Linked DNA regions of Mus musculus: region 1 is linked to region 2. A link is a loop called in an ENCODE intact Hi-C map of the cell type or tissue named here. Cell type or tissue: left cerebral cortex. All regions are shown on one strand. Each heading gives the region's core, and the rest is flanking DNA. Links, peaks and the distances in the headings are about the cores only. Region 1 overlaps Rexo1 (REX1, RNA exonuclease 1). Region 2 has its middle 13 kb from the start of Tcf3.

Region 1 (2,898 bases), core at 177-2,676, 100 kb after region 2:
GCTGACAGGACCACCCACCCCTGATCTTCAAGCTGCCGCCACTCCAGGTATGTTCAGGCAAGTCCCACTGATGGTGGCTGGGCTGGGAGGGAGCAAGGAGGCTGCTCAGATCTTCCAGGCCATCTTGTCCCTACTCCAGTCACCCTGGAGGCCCAGGGAGGGTGCTCAAGGTCAGGTACAACATAAGTTCTCCGAGCGCTGCTTCCTCTCATACTGCACGAGCCAAGGCAAGGGGTCCAAGAAAGGGCAGGGTCAGGACTTACCGGCAGCCAGTCGGGGGTTGGGTACGTGAGCAATCCTCCTCTTCTCCCCAGGCGCTGAGATGTGCACGGAGGAGAGCCTCTCTGTTGGCCGCGGGGCGGCCTGTAGCCAACTGGCCGAGTCCCTCTGTGCTAGCTGTGCTCGCCGGTAGCACACCTCCTGAGCAGTCGGGGGGCGTGCTGGGGGAGCCACGGGGGTCCTCTTTGGGGCCTCTGACTGAAAGAGCACAGATCCTAGAGCTAGCCCCCGTCCAGAGCACTCCAGACAAGCATGGTGAGGAGGCTGCAGAAGCTCCTCTTCCATGTTCCTCTGCCCACCAGTACTCTGTCTGCGCTCATGTCTCCTCGGAGACTGCACCAGGGATGTTTGTGGAGCCCTTGCTTGCTACCACACCCCACACAGGCCTCCCCTACTATCCTCACCACCTTCCGGCCACAACTGAGATAGCCTGGGCTCTGAGGTTGGACTGCCCACTCAACTCTAAAACCCATGGGGATTTATCCACCCCTCCGTGCACTGTTCCTGTGCCCAGATCTGGATGGGACATGAAGCCCCAGATACCAGCTTACCAAAGGCCGACAGCAGGGGTCCTTTGCCCAACTGTGGTGGCAAATCTCCTTCCTCCAGAGGCCCGCCCTGTATCCCCATATCTGGGTCTTACCTCCTTGCCTGGCTTGCAAAGGTGTGAGACCCTCCTCTTCTGCCCCGGGAACAAAGTGGTCAGGCCCGCATGTGTCTTCTCCTCAGCCTTCTCCTTGGGTGGCTGAAAACACACATGCACTCCTCACTCTGGTGCCTCCTTGGGTCACACCCCTGCCTTCCCACCCAGCCTCATTGCCGCCAGACCCTACGCGGTCCTGCCAATGAGAGCCCTACGGAGGATCAGCACCCTGCGGCCCAAGGCTGGGCCCCAGCACCTGCCTCCCAGGCCTTGTGGACAGGAGGACAAGTGGGCGTGTCCCTGCTGCTGCCCCCACACCCAGCCCAGGATGACAGTTCAGATATGGAATGCCAGTCAAGGGCATCCCTCGGGGCTGGGGCTGGGAGGAACTGGCCAAGTCCATCTTTGTTTGTTCAGGGTAAGCGCCCTCTGGTGGCCAGCATGGGGACATTAGAAGGAGGGACTACCAGATGGGTCAAGGCTGGCCTGAGCCAGGCAGGCCAGGGAGTGAGGAGAGGAAGGGGCCTAGTGGCTAGAAGGAAGCAAGAGCTGGAGGAGGGGAGAGGGGCAAGAAAGGCCAAGGAGCTGGGACAGGAGGTGGTGAGGCAGGCGTGGGGCGGGAGGGCCCGGTACCCCTTTGCCGGTCAGTCTGAACAGTCAGTCGGACGCTGCCACGGGAAGCCGGCTGGGTGGGTAGAAAGCCAGCATCCTCATTCTGGGCAGGGTGCAGGGGGGCAGCAGGCGGCCACCGAGGGTTCCTGAATTTTGAATGGAGTTATAAGAGGCCGGCGCTGAAGGAGCGGCTTCTGCTTGGGTCACAGAGGCTGGAATCGGCTGGAGATGACCGTGGGACTGAGTGTCCCCTCCAAGGGCCCTAGCCTGCCAAGGCCAGTGCCCTCACCTGCCGGGCCAGCCGGCCCTTGTCCTCTGTCTTCACGCTGGTGGACTCGTTGAAGATCCGCAGGCACTCCTCCATAGGGTCCACATCGAAGTCCACCTCCTTCTCCAGAGCCGAGTAGTCCACATCCTCCTCTGCACACTGGCTGGCTCCCGAGGACGAGGAGGAGGAGGACAATGGGGAGGGCGGCACGGGGGATGCGGGCGGCGCGGCCTTGAGACGCTTGGGCACCTTTGTCTCGTCCAGGCCCAGGCTGGAGTCGGAGTCTGATTCTGAGTCTGAGCTAAGGCTGGGCAGGGTCGGGGGCCAGACCCGGGGTGCTCCCGCTCCCAGGCTTGAGTCCTCCTCCTCACTCTCATCCCCAAATAGTTCAGCATGGCTCAGGGCCCGTTTCTTGAGCTTAGGGGTGTCCTGGGGGGCTCCTTCATCCAGGGAGCGGGCCTTGCGTTCCACCAACTTTCCCGATGACATCTTCTTTGCACTACCAGCCTTCCAGGCCAGTGGTGCATGGGGACCAGGCCCAGAGTCCTGAGGTCCCGTGCTGGAGGGGCGGCCTGACCCCCCTTTCCCTGAGCTGGCCACTGTGGTCGCAGAGGATGGCTTTTTCTTGGTCCCTTCAGGCCCCTGGGCCTTCCCCCTGGGGTTACTGGCTGGCAGCTTCTTCTTGTCCGTACACACCTTTTCCTTCCCTCGGGGCCTGGCTGGGTCTTTCTCTTTCTTTTTGTCTTTCTTGCGAACCTTGTCCTTGTGGCTGAGGCTGGCTGATGTCCCACTTTTCTTCTTTTTGGCTTTACCTTCCTTGGGGACCCTAGCATCTTGAGAGGCCCTGGCTGGGGAGCCAGGCTTGACCACAGACACTGTGTCTGGTGCTTTGGGGGGCTGCCCAAGGTCTTCCACGTCATACTGCACAGCCATCTCCTTGGTGCCCCGCAGGCCACCGTCCTCATGCTCTCTGCCCTCCTTGGAGACAGGCTTCCCAGGTGCCTTGCTTTCAGGGTCAGCTCCAGCCTTGGGGCTGCTAACATCAGCCTTTGGGGGGCTGGTCACATCATCTTCTGAGTCTGAGAACCTGGCCTCA
Region 2 (2,898 bases), core at 283-2,782:
TCCTGTGGCCAGGTGAGGCCAGGCCAGAGCTGGACAGACACAGTGTCTCAGCTACCACTGGCCAAGCTGCCTGGGCTCCCACAGCAGGGGGTGAAGGGAGGGGGAGGGGCTGTCCCTCTAAAGCCCTCTAGGTGATCTACACCCCTCCATACAGAGACACCCTAACCTCATACAGACCCTCACTGTGGAAAAGTGGGGGTGGGGCCTCATTTGCATGTTTGCCTATCAGTCAGGGCAGCCGCAACTTTTGCTACTCATCACTGGGAACTGAGGGGGTGGGGCTGGCCATCCTCACTTGGCCTGGGGTGTAGCCTCAGATTCTGGGGTCTCTGGCCCTGAGAATTGTCCTGTTGGGAACCTTGGGAATAACTCCCCTCTGAGGCTCACAGGGGCCACTCTTCCCACCTTGACTTTGGGACATCCAATCAGCTCCCAGCATGGAAACCAACTTCTGAAGTTTTCTTCTTTCTTTCTCTTTCCTTCCTTCCTTCCTTCCTTCCTTCCTTCCTTCCTTCCTTCTCCTCCTCCTCCTCCTCCTCCTCCTCCTCCTCCTCCTCCTTTTGAAAGTTGAGAACCAGAGATCAGAATCCCAGAATCCATCTGAAACACCTTAAGGTCCTAGGTCCCCAAAATCCCACAAATGTCTCCACATCTTGAATTCAGGACAGAAGTCTCGGGCCCCTCAGCAGCCCAGCCTTGAGACCTGGAAGTTCAGCCTAGCCTTGGAGCACAGGGCCTTTGTATATGCCCCCAGACCTCAGCTATCTTTGGAAAGGTCCCTTTGGTGACCTTAGACCATTTAAAAACAGGCACAGAACTGTAAGGCCACATGCTTATGGTCACACAGACTCTAATCCAGACTGCTGGACTCCCAGGAGACTGGGAAGAAATGGAATGGGGTTCCTGGTCTTCCTGTGTGCACTTGTGCAGGAGACACCACCTAGTGGTATCTCTGTCTGTGGCTGTGTGTCACATACAGAGGGTTTATTTCAGATTACAATGTACAGTCTACCATGAGGTAAGTGAGGGCAGTAACTCAAAGTCGGAGCTGATGCAGAGCGGTGGAGGAGCCCTGCTCCCTGGCTTGCTCCCTGCGACTTGATCAGCCCAGAAGCGAGGGATGGGGGTGTCCTTTCTGTCTGCCCTGCCTTTGACCCCTTGCAGACCCTAATCTTGTTCCAGTTCTTTCCTGTTCTTAGTCCAATGAAACCATGGCAAACACTGTCCCCTAGAAGGGACGTGAGAGGCAGCACTGGGACCCCCGTCCCAAGTTTTCCAGAATGGGGCGGCAGTTCAGCATCTGTCCACTAGATGGCGGACGACGCTCAGAAACGCTCCAGAGTGCACAGCGCGCTGTTCGGTGTGCGCAAGCGCAGTTCGTAAGTGTACCCAAAGGCACCTGTGCAAAGGCACCTGTAGGCACCGAGCTCAGCTCACGTGTTCATATACTTCGTGCATGTCACAAGCGACGTCCACGCCGATCCACCCCTACCGAGAGAATCTTAACAGGCTTGTTCTTATACAGCATGTTGGTGCGTGAATACTCATGTTGGGCACATTAGTGTCCCAGAGTCTCACTTCCATGCATAAGACCCCCATGTCATCTGTTCTGGGCGATCCTTATGCTGGGAACGATGTTGTGTGAATAGTAGGTTCTCATGGACTGACTGGATGGACTGACCGGCTGCAGCAGGCACATCGACAGCTCCAGGATCCCACCACCCCCACCCCCATATTCCCATGGCTTTTGCCTCAGCTCATAACCTCGAAGAGGAACATAGTTCATGCCTCAGTTTATCTGTGTTGTCCCAATTTCCACCTTTGTGAAGCTTCCTCCATGTGAGGCCTGTCACTGCTGGGAAGCCAGATTCATGCCTGGAGTGTCCCCTTTGTTTTGTTTGTTTGTTTGTTTGTTTGGAGTGGTTGTTTTGTTTTGTTTTTTTCGAGACAGGGCTTCTCTTTATAGCCCTGGCTGTCCTGGAACTCACTCTGTAGACCAGGCTGGCCTCGAACTCAGAAATTCGCCTGCCTCTGCCTCCCAAGTGCTGGGATTAAAGGCGTGTGCCACCACGCCTGGCTGAGTGTCTCCTTTGTATCTAAAGTCAGACACCCAGTAAACTATTCAGATACCTAACTCATTACAGGCTGTATAACGGAGCGTCCCCCTCCCGCCCCCGCGGCGCCTTAGTTCCACATGTTTTTCACCAGGGAACTTCTGCCAACCAGAGATCAGTTTTGGAACCAGAGGAGTGGGCTCTTGGCTATGCAGCAAGCTGAGCTGCTGTTCATCCCGCAGGGTCCTGGGACATTGGCCTTCCATGTAGAATGCCCTGCTTGGTCGACCCTGCAGACAGGAGTTTATCTGTGACTGGCCAGCGGATCTCCAGGTGTGCACCAGTGGCCATTCCTGGAGTCTTCAGGGGTGCACAGGCAGGAAGCTGTCCAGATTCTCTGATGTGGGTCCTGCCTTTTCTGGTCACCCTCTCTTCCTCCCGCTCATGTCTGTCGTCACCCATGGTGACCATAGGCCATCTCCTTGGCAACAGCAGCCACCAGGTCAGCTGTATCATCGACCACAGCTCACCCTTGCAGTCCCTACACTGGACACAGAAGGTGGTCAGGTGGAGGATCAGCTAGGGTGTCAGGGAGGACCTGTAGGATCAGGTCAGGAGCCTTAGGCAGCCCCTGGAGTATGTCGGAGCAGAGTCGGTGGGCGCCTGCATATCAGTGGCTCTCCTTAGGCCTCCGTTTCCCCATACACCCAGCCTCTGTGATCTCTAGACTCTGCTCCAGACCTGGCCACTTGCTATGTGGACAGTGGCTGGCTGGAGGGAGGCTCAGCCTTAATCCCAGTTGCTGGCCACTAAGCCAGGTCAGGGGGGTCAATGGCTTCCAGTG

Evidence for each region. Peaks named below come from ENCODE experiments on the same cell type or tissue, not always from the same donor. Only the 100,000 strongest peaks of a DNase experiment are listed, where the experiment ranks them.
Region 1: a loop joins it to region 2, with 4 times the contacts of the local background. A loop is called at or near these places in 22 of 42 quality-filtered maps.

Annotation. Positions count from the first base shown.
Region 1 is chr10:80,547,510-80,550,407 of GRCm38, forward strand. It overlaps Rexo1 (REX1, RNA exonuclease 1), which reads right to left. Exons shown (of 15, transcript NM_025852.3): 2 at 1,824-2,898; 3 at 923-1,024; 4 at 264-477. It overlaps Gm31057 (predicted gene, 31057), which reads left to right. Exons shown (of 3, transcript NR_168571.1): 1 at 1-47. Among named protein-coding and RNA genes, the nearest start is that of Gm31057, 2.0 kb to the left of the region's middle. In left cerebral cortex, for the core only: a CTCF peak has its summit at 1,355 (motif pointing left); a DNase peak (open chromatin) is centred at 1,344.
Region 2 is chr10:80,445,048-80,447,945 of GRCm38, forward strand. No RefSeq gene overlaps it. Among named protein-coding and RNA genes, the nearest start is that of Tcf3, 13 kb to the left of the region's middle. In left cerebral cortex, for the core only: a CTCF peak has its summit at 1,290 (motif pointing right); a DNase peak (open chromatin) is centred at 1,394; H3K4me3 peaks cover 238 bases.